2 separate regions of the Mus musculus genome follow, and region 2 is linked to region 1. The links are chromatin loops, found by intact Hi-C in ENCODE. Cell type or tissue: heart. All regions are shown on one strand.

What was found. Hi-C counts contacts between places; a loop is a spot of excess contacts. Peaks named below come from ENCODE experiments on the same cell type or tissue, not always from the same donor. Only the 100,000 strongest peaks of a DNase experiment are listed, where the experiment ranks them.
Region 2: it touches region 1 in a loop (12-fold over the local background); 3 of 42 quality-filtered maps call a loop at or near these places.

The regions. Positions count from the first base shown.
Region 1 is chr5:108,430,607-108,438,606 of GRCm38, forward strand. Pde6b (phosphodiesterase 6B, cGMP, rod receptor, beta polypeptide) reads left to right here. Exons shown (of 22, transcript NM_008806.2): 21 at 1-100; 22 at 897-1,137. The coding sequence ends at 958. Atp5k (ATP synthase, H+ transporting, mitochondrial F1F0 complex, subunit E) reads right to left here and starts at 3,793. Exons shown (of 4, transcript NM_007507.3): 1 at 3,720-3,793; 2 at 3,420-3,474; 3 at 3,125-3,223; 4 at 2,640-2,731. The coding sequence starts at 3,755. The coding sequence ends at 2,706. Gm34319 (a long non-coding RNA gene) reads left to right here and starts at 3,795. Exons shown (of 3, transcript XR_003955776.1): 1 at 3,795-3,917; 2 at 7,339-7,429. In heart, a CTCF peak has its summit at 3,870 (motif pointing left); a DNase peak (open chromatin) is centred at 3,785; H3K4me3 peaks cover 2,057 bases; H3K27ac peaks cover 1,349 bases; H3K27me3 peaks cover 2,109 bases.
Region 2 is chr5:108,263,869-108,271,868 of GRCm38, forward strand. It overlaps Dr1 (down-regulator of transcription 1), which reads left to right and starts at 5,029. Exons shown (of 3, transcript NM_026106.4): 1 at 5,029-5,941. The coding sequence starts at 5,722. In heart, no CTCF peak of the experiment used is centred here; DNase peaks (open chromatin) are centred at 4,973 and 5,593; H3K4me3 peaks cover 3,746 bases; H3K27ac peaks cover 2,115 bases.

The sequences.
Region 1 (8,000 bases):
AGAAAGGAGTGGAAAGCACTAGCTGACGAGTATGAGGCCAAAGTCAAGGCCCTGGAGGAAGAAAAGAAGAAGGAAGAAGACAGAGTCGCAGCCAAGAAAGGTCTGGGCCCCTCAGAGAACTGGGATGCGCTCATAGTTAACCCCTAAGTCAATGCTGTAAGATGGCAGAGAACCACCAAGCAAGCAGCAAGGCAGCTAATTCAGACACTCCGACAGCTGAGACAGAGGCTTTGGAGCCAAGGAATGTCCCATTCATCTATCCTGTCCCCCATGGAGCATGGCTGTTCATGCTATGTGGACAACAGACCAGACTGAGATGTTCTCTCACTGAGACAAGAATACTAGTATATCCATTCTTATACAGGGGAAGTAAGCTCACTCAAGTCCTATCAGCCTCTTGTTCCACTAAGAAGTTCCTTGCCAGGTGTGGTAGCATATGCCTGTAATCACATACCCCCTCCCCAAGCTATCCTCAGAGTCAAGAGAGAAAACCTGAACCAAACAACAAAAAGGCAAAGACACTGAGCTAAGCAAGAGTTTTAAGCAGGCACAGTGCTTACCCTATATCATGTGAATCTGTTGAACAAGCTGATGCCCCCAGGATCAGAAGCCCAGTGGCACTCTCTTATCTTTTCCAGGGTTTGTTTACCCTGGACCTGGGGTTCTCCAGGGCCACTGTAAGAGCACATTGAAGAGCACAGCTTCTGGGTCATAGGAGGTCAGGACTGAAAGTAATCAGGGCATAGTGACCGAAGAGGCTCAAGTGCTAAGCAAGGCTCAGCATAATCGGCTTGGGTTGGCTACAGACCTAGTTCAGCCCCCGCAGGGAGAACCTACAGGGTCAGAGGGCACTGGTTATAGAAGACGAAGGCTCACCCTCTTATCTTCCTTTGCAGTGGGCACAGAAGTTTGCAATGGTGGTCCAGCACCCAAGTCCTCGACCTGCTGTATCCTATAAGCCGTGTTTCATGGCTTTGGGTCCCTCCTGCCACTCACCCACTGCATACGGACTCTGCCTATAGCAATTTGGTATAAGCCATTAGGAACAGGAAAAAAAAAAAGATCGAATGTAACTTTGGATATTTTGAAATTTTAAAGGTGTTTTTACAAATTAAAAACAACTATGAATAAGTTAAATGGTTTGGCCCATAATATTTATCTGGTTTGATAAAAGATCCCACAGAGATCTTTATAAAGGATCTGTGGAATGTGTCTGGAATCAGAGCTCTACTATTGTACATACGTATTCAGTTCCATCTGCTTCAGTAAAAACATATGCCCAGAAAATCAGAACAACACAGAAAGTAACTCACCAGGACCACACATGCTGACAGCACTGGAGGGCACATCACATTTGGCCTGTTGAGAAACTCTGCTTGCTGGGCCAAGGCTGTGAGCAGAGCTGAGATCAAATGCAAGTGGCCTGAATGCTTGGGTGGGACCCTAATGAAGGAAGCAGCCAGCAGCTTTGTTTGCTGTTGATGCTGCAGCTGTACAGAGGAGCCTGGAAGGTAAAGCAGGGGCAGTCCAATGGGCCCTCACAAGACTAACCTCTGAGATGGGCACTATCTGCCAAAGAACAAGCTTAAGGGAATCTCAAAGAATCTGTCCTCCTGACAGGCCAGCACTAACTGGATGGGGCCATTCCTGGGAAGAGAAGACATCCGGAAGTTTGCCTTTAGCACTATGGGGCATAGGGGTGGCAAATTTAACCCTCAGAGCCCCAAATAGTGGGATACCATGAGCAGCTCCTCAGCCTCTAAAACCAAATAAACAGCTCTGAAGTATGTATATGCTGGCTCTCATTACATTTGTAGATCTACTCACTTTAAAACAAAAACAGGCTACAGACCTAGAAAACTTATCCAAAGCCCAGAACAGAGAGGTAGCAGTAACACTTCTAGTTTGCTTTTGGTTGTTGTGATAACCGTAACCAAGAGCAACCTGGAGGGTTTGCTCTATTTGGTTTACAAAGTCTCCGTCAGTCGAGCAGAAGCAAGAGCCAGGAATCACGGAAGAACACTGCTTTCTTATAGGACCATCTGCCCACTGGGCTGGGCACTTCCACAAATTAACCATCAATTAAGAAAATGCTCCACAGACATGTCCACAAGCCAATCTGATAGACAAGTCCTCAACAGAGGCTCCCTCTTCCCGGGTGTCTAGTTTGTGTCAAGTTGACAAGAACTAACTAGCACCCCAGCTGGACACAAGGGCCTAGTCGTCCAGGCCTCCTTGAATAGTTCAGCTTTAGGTCACTTTCTAAGAACTAGAGAAGAATTATCAGTTGGGGGCACAAGACCCACGTTATTGTGAAGGCATCAACACCCATCCTCCTGTACTGGGCCCGAGCTGCTGACATAAGCAGAAGAGTGCAGATCAGAGCAGAGCAAGCTGCTTCCAGGAGGCTAGGCCACTCCAGGGATTACCCCGGCATCCCTGGAGCCCTAATTTGGCCTTACCACTGCACCTTCACATGCCCCAGCACTTCTCGCTTTGTCTGTGTGTCTGGTAATGATCATTAATTCCTTTGAAACTCCACCCACTGCACCCCACCCCCGACCCTCCCTACCCAAGGAAAAGCCAGGATGCAACCACAGAGCCGGTACCTAGAAGCAAACAGTAAAGAGAGAGGAAGCCACAGCATCACACAATGAAGCTTTATTCGTTCTCAACGACTAGAGAAAAGCAAGCTCGCTGACGCCTCACTTGAGAATGCTGTCATCTTGAGCTGAAAAGTGAGAAGAGACCATGTCAAACATTATACAGACTTGGGCCACCTTACGGGGACTTGGGCTTTAAACAATCAAGAATCTAATTCCAAGAGAACCCTAACTTCATTACTAAAACCATCCTTTGCATCCCCAACTGCCTTCTCCATCTGACTGGAATCCACAGGAAGTCAACACAGAGGGGTCAGAGAGCCTGCTCAGCAGTAACCTCTCGAAAGGCAATTTGCAGATGCTACCCAAGAGAAGGGGCAGTATGCCTCTCACACTCCACTGGGCTCCACGGAGGACAGCACTGGACAAAACAGTCATGGGATGAGAGGCAGCCCCTGGTCCACTAAGCAGCAGCTACTTCCAGAAAACTCGGGGGTGTTGGGAGAGGCTAAAAGCCATACCTTCCGCCAGTTCTCTCTCAATCCGTTTCAACTCATCTAGTCTCTTCTTTTCCTCCGCTGCTATTCTCCTCTCCTCCTCTGCCCGGGGTTTTAGGTAACCTGGGGGGGAGTGGAAGCAATTAACTTCTCTGAAAATGCTGCTTCGTGAAAAAGCCGACTCCAAAATCTCCAGATAGCTGTTCCCACCTGCCCCCCTCTAGGGCCTGGCATCATCTCCCTCCCAAGGAACTGCAGGCTCGAGCAGTGTCACACAGCCTTTCACCCGGAATCCCGTTCTCCCGGTCCCCAAACTCACTGTAGCGCTTGGCGCCGTATGCCATGCCGATGATCAGAGCGGAGTACCGGCCGAACTGCAGAAGAAAACATTATAGTAGAAGGCACACCGAGGGAACAAGGGGATCGCAGGGGTCGGACATCGAGGAGTACTGGGAGAGGGAGTACGGGGCGGGTGTGTGTGCAAGGGTTGCAGGGCCGGGATTGCTCGAGACCACAGCCAGCAGTCCCAAGGGTGGGCAATGCTAAGTCACGGGAGGGGAGGGGAAAGGGGGCATAGAGGAGCTTTGAGCACCGCGCAACAACGGGGATGAGGATTCACCTTGATGAGTGGAGAGACCTGAACCGGGGGCACCATTTTGTCCGTGACCTTCGCGCCGGAAGCTCAACTGAGGCGGAAGACAGAGAATGAAAGCCGCCTCCTGAAGCCAGAAAGGCGCATGCGCCGCAGTGAAAGCGCTGCCCCCTAGCGACTGGAGGATAGCCGAGCGTTCCCACGGGGCTGGTTACTACTCTCCAGGTAGGAAGTCTAGGCTGTTAGTGTAAGCTGGCTTCAAAAGGGTGGTGACACAGAGCCTCGTTACTTCAGCACCGGCGTGTAATGACTGACCAGCCCTGGAATCTGTCGCCCACCTGTTGTGGACTGGAGCACGCAAACAATCCCTTTATCTCTTGGAACAGACGAGCACACCTGGCCGACTCCAGCGGCCCATTGGGTGCGGTGGGTTTGGGCATGAGATTACAGAACTTGTATTGGCCCTTCCTGAGAGGTCAGCAACCTTCCAGGGCTTTCCTGCAATTTCCGGCATTGGACACATATGTCCTCCGACCAGTGTTTTCTCGCCCAGAGCTCCTAATTTCCATTGGGCTTTACAGGTAATGTTCATCCAAATGAGGCTAACCCCTGCATCTCCCTGCCCACACTCTCAGGACTACAGATCCTGAGTCCTATTGACCTCCTTTTCAGGCCTCATAGAGACTGACCATGGAGCACCCAGATTGCCAAACTTACCTTTCTGCAGTCCATGTCCCCAGAGTGGGTACCTCTCTAGCAGCCATGTCGGTCTAGACCAACCCTTTGTGATCCCTTTGGCAAACACTTATCTCCAAAAGTATTTACATTATGACCCATAACAGTAGCAAGATTACAGTTATAAAGTAGCAATGAAAATAATGTTATGTATGGGGAGGGTCACATAAGGAGCTGTATTAAAGGGTCACAGCATTAGGAAAGTTGAGCATCATTGGCCTGGGATGGGGCAAGATGGAGACAAGGTGATTATCAGCTGTGTCTATTGGCAAGCATCTTTGTGTACATCTGTCATAGTATAGATTGTAGCCACCCACTGAATGGCTGGCTTTACCCCAATGCCCCATAGTGACTTGAAATCTTCCTAAGGCTGTTGATTGAACCAGCCTCCTCAGTTTTGCATTGCACCAGGGCTTGGAAAGGTACACAGTCTGTAGGGATGGGGTATCTTTTCCTGACTCTTTATAGTCCATACTTATAAAGAGAACATAATTATGAATATAAAGTGGATAAAATGCAGCAATGAAAACTGCAGGACTCATAATAGGTACCCAGCTCTCCGGGGCCATCAGAAGAGGAACCATTGCCCTAGGCTCTGGAACTTTGCCTACATTTGATCTGGAGTCAAAGCCCTAGTTCTTCTCTGTTAGAATCCTAGAAATGTTCCTAAACTGAGACGAGAATTACCCAGGCCATGTGCCACAGGTGCTCCACATACTCTTACCTTGCCTTTGAGACGTTCCTCACTCCCATCCCTACCTGAGCCACAGTGAGATTCCTGCCCTCCTGCCAACTCACTGCTCCCCAAGGAAGCTGCAAAGGCATGCTAACCTACAAGGCACCAAGTAAACTTCCTCACCCCTCATGGTCATCTACACATTGAGCCCCCTCCCTTCCCTGATCTTGAGCAACTGGTTAGATAACTTATGTGATCAAACAGGTTTCCCTCATTAAATCTTAAAATAAACCTGACTCCTTAGCAGCTCAAGCTTCCAGAACTGCAAGTGTCTTTGGGGGTCCAAGGGGAGTGTGGATTGAGGGGTGGGTACCAAGGGGAGTGTGGATTGAGGGGTGGGTACCAAGGGGAGTATGGATTGAGGGGTGGGTACACAGAAGCTACATGGCGTAGAGGCAGAAGAGGCTTACAATACACACATTGGCACAAGCATACACACGGATGGCTTGACATCTGCTGTTGCTTGGGGTCATTTGTCAGGCAGTGGAAGTGGTTAAGGTTCCACATAGCTCAGGACACCAGTAGGAGGATTCTGCACCTGTTGGGGACAGCTGTGTGCAGAATCTAAATATTCCCAGTGTGCTGCTATCTTTAGTGCTGTGCCCAGGCTCAGCCAAGATCCTCCCTTGGGTCTTGCCCTCTCAAATTCAGAGCTTACCACCCCTGTAGCTGGGCTGAGCCCAACTGAGGCCCTTTACTCTCAACTATCATTCCCACACCTGGACAAACACCCACCTCTGGTAATGTGGAAGATGTCACAGTTTAGAAATGTACCAGGGTAGGAGTTACCCAGCTATCAGATGCACAATCCATTCCCACTTGTCCCATCTGTGGCTGCTGAGGTCCTACTTCCTGCTCCTCTTATTTATGCTCTAAACTATGGGACTGTGGGGGCTCTCATCTGCTCACTTCATTGTATTCTCTGAACATTTTCATCCCACACAGCCTGCAGGCTCACTCCCATATCTCCTGCCCTTATTCTCACCCCAGAAATCCCGTGTCTGGCATCAGTGACAGAATGCAAGTCATATTGCTTCCCTGAACTCTGCCTATCAGATGAGTAATGGGAAACCTGAGGGCCGTGTCAAGACTGACCCCCTTGCAGGCAGTCTAACCTTCTCTAAGGCTCTTCTGCCTCAGAAATGTTCTTGCCCATGACCCAGCTACAGAAGGGCCAGAAGTGGCATCAGAATGCCACTAGGTCTGCCAGTTAATAAGGAAGTAAAAAGTGCCATGAACACTTTATACACACAGAACAAATCATAAATTCTTTACCAGGCTATGGTGGCACAATCCTAGCACTAGAGAGGAAGAGGCAGGCAAATCTCTTGAGTTTGAGGCCAGCTTGGTCTACAAAGTGAGTTCCAGGTGAGCCAGGGGATACACAGAAAAGCCCTGTCTCAAAAACAAAACAAAACCTGACAAAGCATACATTCTTGGGCCAGGACCATTTATCTGCTGGTTTTGAAAAGATAGCACTCTATCCTCAGCACCTCTGGTTTCTACTGCCCTAGCAGAGCCCAGTTGCCTAGGATGAATGAGATGCCCAGCCTTGGCCAGTAATGTGGCACATGCCCTGGAGATGTAGCATCCTTGGCAGAGTAAAACTTTCTGGTGCCTGGGCTGAGAGAAGGGTTACCACTGGCCTACCTGAGCTCACTCTGCAGTTGTCCAGTCCCCTGGGATGGCAGTCTTCAGCCTGTTCTTGTAGGAAGGGGCAGCCAAAGTCTGTCTTATGGGACCAGGAATCTTAAGACTGGCAGGAACTGGATCCTGGGCAGGCAAGACTCAGGCATGGTGAGCAGGTAACAGTGGAGGTACTGGTCAGGGGCATCCAAGTGTGTGTATGTATGCACTTACACAAGGATGCCTTTGCGTGTTTGTTCATGGGAACATAAAGAATGGTTGTGGGTGTAGAGATACCTGGCCTACAGCTGCCATGGTGACATACTAGGAAGAATAAGGGAGGGCTAGGACCTTCAGAAACTGGATGCCAGGAATGAGCCCATCCTTGGAGTTCATTTACCCTGAAGCCCTCTAGGATTAAACATAGTGGACTGCTTGGACCCTCCAGTGCTACAGTTCCATCATCCTGTGAGTTAAGTCTCCCAAAACATGGGATGTCCCTGAGTGTTCCCCCCAACTGCCTCAAAGTATTCCTGTCTCTCAAGACAGCAGGAAGACCAATGGAGAACAGCATATTCAGAGGACACTTTCCAATCTCTTCTCTAATTCTGAGCAGACCCAGATCTAGGAGTTCTAGGAGGTGAGTCTGCCTTTGCTCTCTGGCAAGCCCCCCCCCCCAGCTGGTACCTGTCCCTTTGATGGAGCAGAGCCAGGTATGTGTGTGTGTGGGGGGGGGTATGGGTAGGAGCTAAGGCAAAGCTAGGCCACCCGTGGCACAGTAAACCCGGCGCTGACTCTTAGCCCTTCACACTCCTGGATAAGGACAGAGACAGTGTCATTGACAAAGAGAACCTGTAGGACACTTTATCACTTCCCTGAGTAGGTGTGACTTCTTCCTCAGGTAGAGCAAGGGCATTGCATCAAAATGCTGATATACCCTCTTATTTGGGAGGTGCTATGACCAATTCTGGGTTTGTTTAGTTTTCCCTTAGCTTTTCCAAAGGACTCTAGTCTCATGGTCTTAGGGTACCTATTCAAGGCACTGGTTTGTTTAGAGCTGGCAGAGGATGTCCAAGATGGTTAGAAAAATCTGGGATGGGTTTTGATGCAGGAACTGGGGAGGCAACCCAGTGGATGACACAGCCAGCCCTGTTCCCCTCTCTGACACCTCCATCCTACCCCTAGACTCACCTTGTGGGCTTAGAAGAGGC
Region 2 (8,000 bases), 170 kb before region 1:
TGCAAAACTCATGATGTCCTCATTCTTAATAGCTGAATAGTAATCCACTGTGTAAATGAACTACATTTTCTGTATCCATTCTTCTGTTGTAGGACATCTGTGTTGTTTCCAGCTTCTGGCTATTACAGATAAGGCCACTATGAACATAGTGGAGCACGTGCCCCTGTGGTATGGTGGGGCATCTTAAAGAAATTGAAGGAGACCTCAGAAAATGGAGAGATCTCCCATGCTCATGGATTGGTAGAATTAACATAGTAAAAATGGCCATCCTACCAAAAGCAATCTACAGATTCACTGTAATCCCCATCAAAATTCCAACACAATTCTTTACAGACATGGAAAGAGCAATTTTCAATTTCATATGGAAAAACAAAAGAATCCAGGAGAGTGAAAAACAACTCTTAACAATAAAAGAACTTCTGGGGGGAATCACCATCCCTGACCTCAAGCTATACTAGAGAGAAATAGTGATAAAAACTGCATGGCATTGATACAGAGACAGACAGGTCAATCAATGGAATAGAATTGAAGACCCAGAATAAACCCACACACTTATGAGCAAAGAAGTCAAAAATATACAATGGAAAAAATAAAGCATCTTCAGTAAATGGTGCTGGACTAACTGACTGTATATAGAAAAATGAAAATAGACCCATATTTGTCACTTTGCACAAAGCTCAAGTCCAAGTGGATCAAGGACCTCACCATAAAAACAGATATACTGAATCCAATAGAAGAGAAAGTGGGAAAGAGCCTTGAACTCTATGGCACAGAGGGAAATTTCCTAAACAGAACTCCAATGGCTCAGGCTCTAAGATCAACAATTGATAAATGTGACCTCATGAAACTGAAAAGCTGCTTTAAGTCAAAGGACATAGTCAATAAGACAAATCTGCAACCTACAGACTGGGGAAAAAAAATCTTCACTAACCCCACATCTGATAGAGGACTAATATCCAAAATATATGAAGAACCCAAGAAGCTAATCTCCAAAAAACAAACAAACAAACAAACAAAAAACAACCAAACAACCCAAATCAAAAAATAGGGTATAGAACTAAACAGAGAATTCATAACAGAGGAATCCTGAATGGCTGAGAAGTACTTGAAATGTTCAAAGTCCTTAGTCATCAGGGAGATGCAAATCAAAACTGGCCCAAGATTCCATCTTACACCAATCAGAATGGCTAAGATCAAAAACCGAGGTGACAGCACATGTTGGGGAGGACATGAAGAGATGACTTCTGTGTTTGGGAATGGGATGTGTGTCCACGGCTCCTTTCTGCTCTAGCACTCTATCTAGTGGACAGGTCCTGTGTATGCTGTCTCTAAATTGATAAGCATGTCATTCCTGCTGGGTTTCAAAGGTCTTGATTTCTTAGTGTTCCCCATTTCCTCTGGCTATTACACTCTTTCTTGCCTCCTTTTCCAAAGAGTTCCCTAATCCTTGGAGTGAGGGATTGGACCTAGACATTCCTTTTAGTGCAGAATGTTCCAAGGTCTTTTACCCTATGCCTACTTTCTGTCTGGCTGTGGTCACTGTATTTGTTCCCATCTGCTGTAGGAGGAAGCTTTGCTGAGAATGATTGAGCAAGACAGATCTACTAGTATAGCAGAATGTTGTTAGGAGTAATTTTGTTGCTATATTCCTTTAGCAGAATATTTGGTCCCTGGACTACCTAGTCTCAGATTCTTGGCTACCCAAGTAGCATTAGGTATGGGTTCCATCTCCTGGTCTGGGCCTTAACTCAAATCAGATATTAGTTGGTTACTCCCACAAACTTTGTGCCTGTATGGCACTAACATATCTTGCAAATCAAGTCATATTTGTAGACTGAAGTGTTTGTAGCTGGGTTGGTGTTTACCTTTCTCCTCTGGTAGCATGCCGAGTCCCTTCCAGTACCATGAACACTGATCAGTTGGGGTGAAGGCGCTAGGTAGATACTAGATTGACTTCTCCATGTTCAGTGAGTTGTTTAGGTGTTGTCTTCAGCAACAGGACTTTGCCATTAGTTTGTAGAAAGTCTTGGCAATAGCCAGGCTGACTTTGAGTGCTGGAACTAATTACATGTGTAAGATAGATTACAATGTGTTCCACTTCACTGTGTGTACTTGATAATGAATTTGGACACCCAATTCTTCTGCTTCTTCCTTCAAAATACTAAGATTATAGACATGTGTCATCATGCCTAGCTGCAAATGCTTTAAAATTTTAAATCTCTCTCTCTTTCTCTCTCTCTCTCTTTGTGTGAGAGAGAGTATGTGTGTGTGTGAGTGAGTGAGTGTGTGTGTGTGTGCGTGTGTGTGTGTGTGTGTGTCTGTACCTGTGTTTGCTATAACACACAAATTAAGATCAGAGGACAACTCTGGGAATCAGTTCTCTTCTTCCACTATGGATTGATCACAGTGCCAGGCTTTCTGGCCCTGCAAATGGTTCTGCAAAACAGCAGAACTGAATTAGACTCAAGGTTCAAATCATTTAAAACATGTAACAACACATTTTAAATTTATCATTTATGAAGGGATTATCACCTCAAGTTGTTATTTTTTTAAAAAACTTAGTTACAAAGTTGACACTTGGAAGTGTAACAGTGACAACTGAATTGATTAGAAACAGTTTCCAAATTCTAGGCCTCTTTTTTGTTGTTGTTGCTGTTTGATATTGTTCAAGACAAGATTTTGCTGTGGCCCAGGTTGGTTTCCACTCACACTGTAGCCCAACGTGGCTTTAAATTGGGGGATGGGGTGGGGAAGTGTCTGTGTGTGTGTTTCAGCCTCCAGAGAGCTGGGATTATAGGTATACAGTAACACATACAGTAACTTCCAGATTTTTTATTTCTTTGTTTTTATATTTGTTTCTTTGAGACAGGGTTTCTCTGGTAGTCTTGTCTACACTGGAAATCACCCTGAACCAGGCTGGCTTTGAACTTTTAAACCCATAGAGATCTACCTGCCTCTGCCTCCCAAGTGCTAGGATTAAAGGCCTGTACCATCATGCTGGGCCTTACCTTTAAAAATATGTTTTCAATTGCTCTGCTGTTGCTTTTCCACTGAACGTGTGTCTTCAGGTTTTTACAGCTTTTCACTGCCCTTGCCTCTCTCTCAAGCTGTTTTGCCATTTGCTTCTTTAGTCTTTACCACTACATGAAAAGCCTTCCTTCCCCATTCTGCCCCATTAGCTTCTTGTTGACACATATCATTTCTTTTTGACCTTTTAACAAAGTGATATCACCTCTTTCATTTATGTCCTTACAGTTTGCAGCTGTACTATGCTGTCCAGAGTCCATCTTTGAGTTATCAATCCTCTTTCCTTATCTTCCCCAATGCAGGCATTGCAGCTGGGTGCCACCATTTCTGACTCCTACTAGTTTGATTTTCCAGAAATATTTCTCTGTACCATTTTCCCATGTGACTTCATTTACAATAGTCCTTTAAATGTGTAAAGTCTTTACTGACATTTTCCTTTATGTTTTTATACTTCTTTTTCATCTTTAAAATCTTGTGAACTTTTAAAGTTAAAAATACTGTACTTCAAACCTGGAGTTGAACTCATTTGCAGTGGCCAAGACCTTTAATCCCAGCACTTGGGAGGCAGAGGCAGGCAAGTCTCTCTGAGTTTGAGGCCAGCCTGGTTTATAGAGTTCCGGGACAGCCAGGGGTACACAGAGAAACCATGTCTCAAAAAGCAAAAATAAAATAAAATAAAATAAAATAAAGAAAAGCTGGGGTTGCAGGTATAAACAATTTAGACAGTGGCTTGGGAGAACTCAGAAGCACTCTGTAGACATGACTCCCATATGAGAAAGTTTGCTTATAATATAGTAATAGCACAAAATGGCAGGCTAACCAGGTAACAGTTACCTAGGACTTAACATTCCATCTAGATTTTAATATTTTATCTAGGTCTTTATACATCTGAACCAAAATTTACTTATTTTGAAGAAGAAACTTGTTCTTTATAATCAAAGATTGAACTTACTAGCACTGATATAATGAAGAATATTTAGTTCCCAGCAAGCATTTTGGAGAAAATGTTGAATGAAAAAATTAACTCAAGGCTGGTGTTCTAGCTCAGTGCTGAAGCTGCATCTAGTAAGGTGGGTAGGAGGGGATGGTTGACAATGATAGTCTCCTGGAAACCAGACATCTTAAAGCATTGCCACAGTCCAGCTGCCAGTCTATCAACAAAGAACACGATGAACTAAACTGTGCACGTAGATTTAACTGGCTTAGTCCTTTCAAAAGTTACAACTTTCCACTATTAATTAATGTGACAGTATGTGAGGATTTGCGTGTGTTGAGACAGGTTTTTTCTGTATTGCCCTGGCTGTCCTGGAACTTGATTTGCCTGCCTGAGTGTCGTGTCCTAAGTGCTGGGATTAAAGGCGTGAGCCACTGTCGCCCAGCTGAGCTTATCTTAAAAAAAAAAAAAAGTGATTTCTGTGATGAACGTGGCACTAGTTATTAGTAATCACTTGGAACGAAGCAGATATCGGACTCTCATAAGATAAACCTTTTTTTTTTCTTGTCTTCCTTTCAAAAGCAAGTATGCAGAGGGCCATAGCTCATGGTATGCCAAACATTTTCATTACTTTAGATCAGACTACCAGTTTCCTGACTTAGCCACTTGTGGTACCGAGGACAGCCACTTCTTTGAAGGCTTCATTTCTTTCTCACAAATGAGAACAGGGAGCTCTGATCTGAATGCTGTGAAGTAGTTGTAAAGGCCTGTCCTCCCCACTCTGCTCTTTTCACTCCGCGCCCTAATCCCGACAGCTAAGGAGATAGGAAAAGGAAGTTCTTTAGTAAGGACCAGGGCTCCCCTGCCACGTGGCCCTCCGCGGGCCCTTCTGCCCGCAGAGCAAGCGAGCTCCAGGGCCCGACGGAGGAGACGCCGGGTCGCCGTGCGTGGGGGAGCGGCAGGCGGAAGCTGCGGGCTGCCAAGCCCCGCGGCTCCCGCCCGTCCGGGAGGGGGTAGGGGCGGGGCGTGCACACGGAAATCCATCGAGGAGGGCGGGTGGGACCTGGGGAGTTCGACTTCCGGTGGCGCAAAGCGTGCCGGGATCAGCTTGCGGCAAACCTCCTTCCCCGGCCCGTAGAGAGACCACCGTTAGCGCCGCTCCTGCTCGCACAGCCTGCTCTCGGCCACACGCTTGGCCGCTGCGGCTCCCGCAGTGTTCGGCCCGGTCCACTTGGTTTCCCAGGCAGCCGGCGTGCGCTCAGCTGCGGCTTCGGCAGACATGTTGTGAGGCGGCGGCGCGGGTGCCTGAAGGATGGTTTGGCCGAGGCGGCTGCAACCGCTGCTGGTGGCGGCGTCCTCGGGGGCTCCGGCTCTGTAGAGCTGACCCTGCTCAGTGTCCGCCCGGGACCGCGGCCGGGCGGGTATTCCTCTGTCTTGCGTGCGCTCCCGTGCCGTTTAGGTTCGGTTAGACGACAGCGCCAGTCCGTTTGAGGCGACACGCAGGGTGGTTCTCCAGCCCTGGGAGTGGTGTCCCTAGAACCCTCAGCCCCCTGACCTTTCCTTCATATTCCCACTAAAATCTCTCACACAGTGGGTGTTCCCTGCCCTCCAGCCCTCCTTCCTGGTTTCTGCACTCTCTTCTCTGAGCTTCCCGGACCCCAACATCCCTCTCCAGGGACAGCCTGTTGAGAAATCTTCGTGGAGTGGTGGACCAGAGGCGAGGAGTTTAAAAGTTGGGGCTTGAAAGACAGGAAGATACGATGGCTTCCTCGTCTGGCAACGACGATGATCTCACTATCCCCAGAGCTGCTATAAATAAGATGATCAAAGAGACTCTTCCTAATGTCCGGGTGGCCAACGATGCCCGAGAGCTGGTAGTGAACTGCTGCACGGAATTCATTCACCTTATATCTTCTGAAGCCAACGAGATTTGTAACAAGTCAGAAAAGAAGACAATTTCACCAGAGCATGTTATACAAGGTAAGCGATTTGTGTGGGATTTGGTTTCGATGAAGGATCAGGGGAACAGTCAAGCTAATAGAGTAACCACTTGGCGTCACAGAGCCTTCATTCCACTTCACTAGTAAGCACAGTTAATGAAAAGTCAAAACGGCATAGAGACAGCTTGTACCTTAAGAAAACACCTATGTAGCATTCTTCTGACATTGTTTTCATCCGGCTAGTGCAAATAAGGAGTGCAGACATTAGGGTCAACAGACATCCGCAACCCCTCACTAGTACAGTTTCCAATCAGGTCTTAAAACAACAAGAATTGACTGCCCACAGCTAAACGTGGATAATAACAACTGAGAAAGGAAACTCAAAGTTCTCTCTTGGAAAGTTAAATTTTAGAACTTCGAGCATGAGTTGAGTCAGAGAGTACCTCTCCCTCACCTGTATCGAGGAAAAGATTCATTTTTGAACACAGGGGTAGGAAAAACCCTTGGGCTGGTGACGGAGGTCAGTGGTGTATCATCTAGCAATCTTGCACAAGGGTCCTAGCATTGAGTTAAAAAAAAATATTGACATGAGTGTGTTAAGTGTTGTAAAGTTAATTGCTTTTCAAAAAGGAAGTATATTTTTGCTTTAAAATCGCTAAGAAGGTGGAACAGTCATCACCAGGTAACCAAAGCGAGCACCACATTTTTTTCTTTTTGACTCCCTCCAACTATTGATTGTTCTTTGAAGATTATTTGTAAAAGATGACTGGGGCAGGGCGGGAACGACAGTCCTGGGGCTTGAACGTAGGGCCTGACACACGCTAGTCAGCATTCTGTTGCCGGTCCTTCTCGCCTGCTGGTCCCCTTTGGATGTGTTTATACATTTATCTTTTATTGAAAAGCACATCTAAAAGTTTCGACAGTTTCTTCCTTATGCTGGAAAAGACTAGGAGACTTTGATGGTTACAGGAAAAGGAGACAAAAGTGCTCTTGGCAAATTTTGGGAAGTACTTTCTGTGGTTTTTCATGAACTCTTAGGAGAAGGTTGCATTCAGTTTGAGACAGTCACTTCTGTTTTATAATAATCTATTGGAAATGCGAACAATTTCTTGATTACTTTTATTTAAAGTTAAAAGGAACAAATTTAATCATACTCGGCAGGTAGTTCTCTACCATTGCCTTTTTATAAAGTTAAGTGTTAAATAATTTTACTTTCTTGTTAATGTCAAATAGAGAGCACATGTATTCGTATGGAGCATATCCATTTTACACCGTCAATATTGACAAGAAGATCAATTGATTAATTTTGAGCCTTTATCCTCTGCTGATGGTAGATTAAAAATACATCCTGCTGTGATGAGGGTGTCTCTCAAGGCTGAGTACTTAGCATGGCAGAAGTCAATCCCAGTAGGTAGTGGAGCCATGATGGTGTGTGTGTGTGTATGTATATAAATAGTCATATTATATACACATATACTCTGCCATTTCAGTACATAGTAGATAACTAAGAAAAAAAAGCAATTTTTTTTTTTAGGGTTAGGAAAGGCAAGATGATAATAGGATCCTACTGTGTTGCCTAGCCTGGCCTTAAACTTAAGAGTCTCTTCCTGCAGTATCTTGAATACTGGGATTATGGACATATAACCACCGTTCCCTGTTGCTTATTTGATTCTTTTGTGTGTATGTGCTGAACTTATGTGTGCTAGGTAAGCACTGCACTGCAGAGCTATATTTCCAGCCGACATACTTAATTCTTAAAACTGGTATTTTTAGAGCTGGGCGTGGTGGCGCATGCCTTTAATCCCAGCACTCGGGAGGCAGAGGCAGGTGGATTTCTGAGTTCGAGGCCAGCCTGGCCTACAGAGTGAGTTCCAGGATAGCCAGGGCTATACAGAGTAACTCTGTCTTGAAAAACAAAACAAACAAACAAAAAAAACTGGGTTTTTTTTTTTTTTTTCCTTCTTGTTTGGTTTGCTGAGTGGTAAGAAAAATGGAAGCCAATGTGTTTTTCTTTTTTTGAGTTTTTAAGTCTTTGAGAAGATATTTAACAAATAGCTAGCATTTCCTTTGACTCTTTATGAAGGAATAGAAGAACTGCC